Regions from separate parts of the Homo sapiens genome. Here region 2 is linked to region 1. A link is a contact called in ENCODE Hi-C or POLR2A ChIA-PET data. All regions are on one chromosome and are shown on one strand. Each heading gives the region's core, a stretch centred on a gene start or an enhancer-like site at or near the end of the contact. The rest is flanking DNA. Distances are from core to core; before and after follow the strand shown.

Region 1 (3,988 bases), core at 413-2,912:
TTTTGTTTAGTGGATTAAAAATTCAATAATACTTGAAAACTTTGTCCAGCTCTTCAACAGAGATATTTGGATGAGTTTTCTGGCTTTTCTAATCAGGAAAGGCTTGTTGGAGAATTAAAGGAGATATGATTGAGGAAATAAAACACAATACAAGATTTTTCTGGATTTATTATGAATAAAAAGGGACCCCAGAGGATTAAGTGGATGTAGTTTGCAGTTGAGGTTAAGTGGTCATGGCAGTTTACCGTGGACATTGTTTAACTGATGGAAAACTCCAAAAGACTGACCAAGGAATTGAAGTAGACCAATTTGGACCAATAACTTGGAGCTCAGAATTAACCACTGTATTTCTCTATTCCAAATACCCATTCCTCTTCCCTGGAACCTCAGGCTGGCCACACAAACTTTCTTGAAAATTCTTGGGGTTCTGCCTTTACAGGAAGGCCATTTGCCTCACTCATCAGAAGTATTAGAGGTTTATTCTGCACAACCATGAAGAGGTTAAAGAGAAGGGTAGGGAGGCCATGAGGGTTCTTACATTCCATCTTGAGTCAACCATCTCCTGTTACCCTCTGAAAAGTGGCAGAATTTGTCCCAGACTTTTTTTTGTTGCACTTCATATCTACTATGGAATTACATTTATAGCTAATGCATTAACTCTAAAAATGGAGAAACCCATTGCTCTGCTGTTTTCATGGTAAGGAAAAACTGCTGAGTCATGATTGACATGGGCTGTTTCAAGAGTTTCCACGGAATGAAGGTAAACGCTTAGGATATCGCAGCCTGAGTGAGAGGCACTGCAAAGTGTGGCCGCTACTTGAAGTTCTTCATGGTGAGTGGAGAGGGAATCCTGAGCGCATCCTGGATTAGAAAAAAAAAAGAAGAAAGGTGGCCTGAAATATGATCTGAGTATATCTGGAAATACGCAGACATCTAGTACTTCACTTGCAGCACTCTGTGAACCAGAAGGCCAATTTCTACATGCTACAAGCTGCACTTCAAGATGCACCCAAAATGCATGCTCGGGAAGTTGTTTTTTGTTTTTGTTTTGTTTTGTTTCTGAGACAGACTCTCCCTCTGTCGCCCAGCCAGGAGTACAGTGGCGTAATCTTGGCTGGCTGCAACCTCTGCCTCCTGGGTTCAAGCAGTTATTTTGCCTCAGCCTCCCGAGTAGCTGGGATTATAGGCATGTGCCACCATGCCCGGCTAATTTTGTTGTTGTTGTTGTTTGTTTTGTTTGTTTTTGTTTTTAGTAGAGACAGGATTTCACCACATTGGCCAGCCTGGTCTTGAACTCCTGACCTCAAGTGATCTGCCAGCGTCGGCCTCCCAAAGTGCTGGGATTACAGGCGTGAGCCACCGCGCCTGGCTGGGAAGTCTTTTTTAATGGCAATAACCAAATGAACTCTCTTGACCTTGCTGCCTCTGCAGGCACTGCCCCGCCCCGGCCCTTCCACTCTAGAGGAAAGCACCTGGCATTTAGCATCTTTACACACAGGAAACAACAGATATGCTCAGGGACTTTTCCTCTAGCTTGTAACCAGGGATGGCTGTTGGGCTTGGCAGCCGTCAGGCTGAGAGTGACTCAGCTTAAAAGGTTTCATTGTTGATATCTGCCCTGAGCATTCCCCTTTGGACTTGGAGTTCCAGGATGTCTTGTGTCTGTGCTTCAGCATCTGAAGCCCCTTGTTGCCTGTTCTTAAGGTAGACTGCATTATCAACGGTGTCTTAAATTAATAGCTTCTCTCTACTGACTATTCACTTGTCACAGCTGACATGAAGGTTCTCAGTCCTGAGTGCCTATTAATGAAGCTCACAGATAGAGTGCAGAAACCCTTTGCAAGATCTGTTTTGCCAGCTTGCTGGTGTCCTGGCATGAAGGTCTCCGACCGACGTCTTTGAAATAGTTCCTGGCCGGGTGCGGTGGCTCACGCCTGGAATCCCAGCACTTTGGGAGGCCAAGGCGGGCGGATCACGAGGTCAGGAGATGGAGACCATCCTGGCTAAGACGGGGAAACACCGTCTCTAATAAAAATAGAAAAAATAGCCGGGCGTGGTGGCAGGCGCCTGTAGTCCCAGCTACTGGGGAGGCTGAGGCGAATGGCATGAACCTGGGAGGCGGAGCTTGCAGTGAGCCGAGATAGCGCCACTGCACTCCAGCCTGGGTGACAGAGCGAGACTCCGTCTCAAAAAAAAAAAAAAAAAAAAAAAAAAGAAATAGTTCCTTTCCACGTGGAGTGGACTGGCCACCTTGGGGCTCTACATTTGCCTGCTTGGTTCAGGCAGTTCTGTCCCATTTCATGTACATTTCACTCTTTTCCCCTACTAGCTTCTCACAGTTTAAATTATCGATGTGATTGCCTACCCAGACATCTAATTCTTTCAACAGGTAGTGGTTTACAGACTCCAGTTTCTTTATGATCATCAAGACAGGGATTGAACAACTGGCACCTTCCCTGTCTGTCCATTGAGGGGCATGTGTTTGATGTGTGTGGATGCTACTTTCATTAGGCAAGTTAATGGCAGTTAGCTACGTTCACACTGAGGAGGAAATAGACCACCGTGTATGCATTTAGTAAACACCAGCGTAGTCAGTGGATCTGTTTCCTTAACAGAACATGGTTCTGCTCCACTGTACACTTCAACCAACTGCTTCAGAGCAAGCTTTTTCCTTAGAAAAGTTTTCATTTAATTAGGATTTAGAAAGGAACGTGGAAACTTTAAGATCTCCATTTAGTCTTCTGCATACTTCAGAGACTTCTGATGTCTCCTACAGGGACAGGAAAGGAGTCAGGGGTCTGAAACTCTAGGACCTGAAAGGCAAGTGCAATTCGGTCACTGTCCACATTGCCAGGGTGTCAAATCACACATACCCTGCCTGAAAGTCTGGGAATTGGAGAATTTAAAATGACAATATTTTCTACTGTGGAATACCTTGCATTCTCCCACTCTGTAAACTACTATTCTGGAGGCGGCCCCTCTCACTATATTTCAAAACCAGATGCTTTTCTCTGGAAATACTAGAAATGTCTCTCTTCTGGGCTGACCTAAAACCAACATAGTATTGGGCATTGAAGTAAGGAGAAATATGGTCAGTGAGGCTAAGACCTCCTCTTCTGAGAATGAAAAATGACTGAGTATTTTGTGTTAGGTGGGACACTATTTGTTAATAGAGAACTTATATCTTAAGTCTCTTAAAATAATTATAGCATCTCTTAGTTATTTCCAGCATAATCCAGGAGTGAGCATTCCAAGAACATCATCTTACAACTTTTAATTAATATATCTTTCTCTAACCCTTAAAGAAATGCTGGTAACTGCTTGTCAGATGAGGAAAAGATGGATCATTATTCAAGTAAGATCCAATATGGGAAACTCAGATATAAATAGTTCAGCATTTTCGTTTCTTATCAAAGATTTATGACTGTGTCTACTTTAGGATTTATTTCTTCTGGACTATTTCAGGAGCCCCTTCACTGGTCTTTCAGCCTCAATTTCCTTTCCTCCGCCCCTTTGTTTGTTTCTCCCACTGCTCTGAGGACAGTTGTCATAAAGCTCAGTTCTAGACTTCTTGATTTGTGTCCCGGGTGCTTCCCCAGTTGTTCTCAGGCCAATTTCTCAGGCCCCTGTTTCACCATTTTATCCACACCTCCAACAGGCATTCCCTCCTGGTGGAACTTCTCCCTCTTCATCTGAGGGTGAAGGGTCTCTTTGTTGACACTGGTCCCTCTGCCGGGCATCCTCTCCCTTCTATACCTCCCTATTGCTACCAATCCTTCCTTCACTAAGAAATCAACCTAAATGCCACCTTCTTCATCCCAGACATGCTACCACTCCTGAGCCAGGAGTAATTAATTCTTTGACCTGTTGTATCGCTCTTATGGCACATGGCTCTTCTGTTTGATTTGGAAAAACGTATATCTCCTTATGCAAATTGTAAGTTCTTTGAAGGCAGGGTCCATGTTTAATTATTTTATTCTTTAATGTG
Region 2 (3,988 bases), core at 757-3,256, 51 kb after region 1:
TCCTTTCTAAAATTAACCATTGTTATTCATTTTTTGTTAGATCCTTTCCTCAAATGGCATATGCATATCCCAGTAGATAGATGCATGGCTTATGTGAACATTTATAAAAATTATAATAATCTACAGTTACTCTGTATGTCGCTTCTCCACTTAGTGATGCATCTTCAAGGTACTTCACATTAGCTCATGCAGATACAACTCAATTTTTTTTTTTTTTTTTTTTTTTTGAAACAGAGTCTCACTCTGTCGCCCAGGCTGGAGTACAGTGGCGCAATCTCGGCTCACTGCAACCTCCGCCTCCCAGGTTCAAGCGATCCTCCTGCCTCAGCTTCCAGAGTAGCTGGGACTACAGATGCATGCCACCACATCCGGCTGATTTTTTATTTTTAGTAGAGACAGGGTTTCACCATCTTGGCCAGGCTGGTCTCGAACTCCTAACCTCGGGGATCCGCCGACCTCTGCCTCCAAAAGTGCTGGGATTACAGGCGTGAGCCACTGCACCCGGCCGACTCAGTTTTTAATGATTACATTGTTTACCATCATATGAATTATCATTTACTAAATCAGTTCCCTATGCTAATTTAAATGATTATTTTTCTAGTTTCTGTCTTTCTCTAACTGCAACTCCTGCATTTCCATCTTTATCCAATTTCTTACGAAGGCAAAGCTGCACTGGATGGTCTGTTCATATATCTGGGTATTTTTTTCCACAGGATAACTTTCTAAAGGTAGAATTGATTGTTCAAAATGTTTACAAATCTTACCAGAAATGTTAGACCTATTTGGATATATATAATATTCTGCAACATATAAGAATGCTAGTTGATAGTTGCTATCCTGTATATTAACTTTTTAAAAGTTTTGCTAACCCAATGAGTAAAAAAAGCTCATTGTTTTGATTTACATTTTTATAATCATTGACGTTAGAGTATATTTTCCTATATTAGTTAGTCAATTTTGTGTTTGTGCGAAGCTCCAGTTTGTGTTTTTACCCATTTTTAATTGGATGATGAGGTTTTTGGGGGGTATTTTTAGACCACTTCATAAATTAAGGAATTAACTTTCACACTTTATGCAAATATTTCTCCAGTTGTTAAAGTTTGCATGTATTTTTCCCATAGAAATTTAAAATTTTCATGCAATCAACCTCAGAAATCTTTCCTCTCATATTTCTGCCTCTGGAATTGTATTTTTAGAAAGAACTTCCCTGTCCTAATATTACATATTAAGCATTGTTTGTGTTCTATACTAGTGCTCTTAGAGTTTAGCTTCCTTACGTTGTAATATTTGATCCTTCTACAGTTTATTTTGAGGCAAGGAGTTTGATAGAGATCTAGCTTTCTTTCTTTTGCCAAGTGGCTAGTCAACAGTACCACTACCACGAACTGAATAATTAATCTTTTCCCTTGTTGATTTGAAATGCCACTTTGTGAGATCCAAATTTCTGCCTGTGTTTGGGTCTGTTTCTGAACTCTATGTTTCATTCCATTGAGCTGTTTTTCCGTCTCCAATTCTACGATGTTTGAGTGACTATATTTTTAGTTATGGGCCATGCAGGGGGAAGATTTGCAAAATTGGTTGCTCAGTTCACTGTTTTGAAACTGCTTAATGAAGAGGCCTCTTTGTTTCCATTTTCTCTATTAACACCAGAATTAGTGTTCACGATGACATTGTATCATCCAAAAAGAATTAATTTTGCCCTTATAATAAGCTTAACAAGATTGAATATAAACAAAATTTTAAATAAATAAGATAATGTTAAAAATAGCATCTAGAAGGATATTTTTAAATGTCTTATCTGGAAATCTCACTTCTGGGACAGCGTTCAATAAATCTACTGTACCTACTCACACACACATTTGTAGACAATCAGACAGAAAACTGTTCGTATTTCTTGCGCTTTGTCTTTTAGAATGTGGCACATCGAATAGAGTTACCAGTTGCCCTGATCTGACTGATTTCGTATAAATGTCTTTGCTTTGGCAACAGTTGAGACCTATTCCTTCTCTGAGGTAAATCTTCTTGCAGAGCAGGAAGTTGAGGTTTTGGGGTAGAGTCCAAGAGTCAGTTCTGACCTTATTATTGGGGAATGTGGAAACCTAAAGCCTTCCATGAGTTAATAATGTGCACAGTGAAGGATTTTTTTCCCTCCTGAACTGATTGGGTATTTTCTAAAAGAGGATGAGCTTTTAATAACAGGAATGTAACTTTTAATTTTAAACAGATCTGTGCTTAAACATGGTCAGGGAATAGCCCCTGCTCAAAAATCTCCTTATTTGTACATGTTATTGTTCAAGGGAGAGACCTTCCTATTTATATGGCGAGAAAATAAATGAGATTTCTTTCTATCTGTCTTCCATATGTTTAATGGTAGGAATGTGTCTTGGATCTTGAATTAAAACAGACTGTGGATTCAGTTAGTTGATACAATTAAGAACTGTTCTTATCTCAGAATCAACTCTGCAGACTATCTCAGAGAATCCAATATCAACCATCCAGGTGGCTAATCCATCATCAACTGAATGGGCAATTTGGTTGCTTCTGTTCAATTGAACAAAGAGGCATAGGCACTCGTTAGTTCCACACCCCAGTCAGAGAAGCAACATGGGTGTGTGACAAAAGGGGTATATAGTCTGTTCTTTGGCTTCAGATATGAAAAAGCTTTTTTCAATCCAACTAATTCAAGACACCAAGCATAGTGATTTCTTCACTGACAGTTAGCATTGAAAATGAACTTCATTTTCCTCCTAACACACACAAAAAAGGGGGTGGTAGAAGCCACGGCAGATCATGGCAGATGGCACTTAGGGACAGCTGTAGTGCTTGGCTTGAGTTCCCCTCCGCATGGAGCACAGAGCTGCCCACTTCGTAGGAATACGGCAATATTTATCTACGCATAGGAGTCATTCCAAATAAAAAGGGTAACAGAAAGAAATTGCAGCCTACTGCTGTGAGCCTATCCAAAGGGTATCCATACATAGCCCAACATTTGAGGTAAGGGCATGGTTTAAGATCTCAAGGAATCAAAACATTATGGAAACACTAACGGGACCATTAGAATAAATGAATGAACCTAAGATCTTCAGTCCGACTTGATTGAGTGCAGATCCAGTCCCCTTTGGAGAGAGTTGTTAAGATAAGACTTAACTGTGACTAAATATACAGGCAAGGAATTGCCTCTGCAACACAAATAAGAAGCTTAGAATAATTTGCCATTTGAACTTTCCTTATATAGTTAGATACTTTGTAGAGAAACCTAGGCTAGGAGTTGGTGATTTTTTTTGGGTGGGGGGGTCGCTTTTTTCCCCCTTTCTCATTTTATTCATTTGACTATCGGCAACTTTACGATTTTTTAAATTGTAGTAAAATACACATAACGTAAAATTACCATCTTAACCATTTTAAAGCGTACAGTTCCGTGGTGTTAAGTATATTCACATTGTTATGCAACCAATCTTCAGAACTTTTTCATCTTGTAAAACTGAAACTCTATCCATTCAACAACAGCTCTCCATCCCCGCCATCCTCCCAGCCCCTGGCAACCACCATTCTACTTTCTGTCTCTGTGAGCTTGACTATTCTAGACAACTCGTTTAGGTAAAATCATAAACCTACTGAAAGTGTTTGGGTTTTTCTATGTGACTGGTTTATTTCACTTAGCACAATGTCCTCAAGGTTCACGTATGTGGCAGCATGTGTCAGAATTTCCTTTTTAAGGCTTAATAATATTCTGGCCGGGCACCGTGGCTCACACCTGTAATCCCAGCACTTTGGGAGGCCGAGGTGTGGGCGGATCACCAGGTCCGGAGATCGAGACCATCCTGGCTAACACAGTGAAACACTGTCTCTACTAAAAAACAAAATACAAAAATATTTGCTGGGCATGGTGGCGGGCACCTGCAGTCCCAGCTACTTGGGAGGCTGAGGCAGGAGAATGGCATGAACCCAGGAGGCGGAGCTTGCAGTGAGCCGAGATCGTGCCACTGCA

The links. A loop is a pair of places that touch in the nucleus more often than their neighbours do. ChIA-PET counts read pairs that join two places held with the same protein, here RNA polymerase II (POLR2A). Pooled maps may share reads with other maps.
Region 2: a map of PC-9 shows a loop between it and region 1 (10-fold over the local background). The contact joins two enhancer-like sites. A Hi-C loop is called at or near these places in 9 of 168 maps with a recorded cell type or tissue (PC-3, PC-9, Right ventricle myocardium inferior and 6 more) and 5 of 50 pooled maps. POLR2A ChIA-PET finds 5 or more read pairs at or near these places in 4 of 52 experiments (GM12878, H1, MCF 10A and 1 more).

What each region holds. Positions count from the first base shown.
Region 1 is chr10:24,292,000-24,295,987 of GRCh38, forward strand. All of the region lies in intron 2 of KIAA1217, which reads left to right. Among named protein-coding and RNA genes, the nearest start is that of MIR603, 18 kb to the left of the region's middle. RefSeq lists an enhancer at 373-1,572. Within about 2 kb of position 1,663, at least 14 of the 41 ENCODE cell types and tissues checked have a DNase peak (open chromatin) inside an H3K27ac peak, as active enhancers do; they include PC-3 and PC-9, where a contact is called at or near this core.
Region 2 is chr10:24,342,450-24,346,437 of GRCh38, forward strand. All of the region lies in intron 2 of KIAA1217, which reads left to right. Among named protein-coding and RNA genes, the nearest start is that of MIR603, 69 kb to the left of the region's middle. Within about 2 kb of position 2,007, at least 5 of the 41 ENCODE cell types and tissues checked have a DNase peak (open chromatin) inside an H3K27ac peak, as active enhancers do; they include PC-3 and PC-9, where a contact is called at or near this core.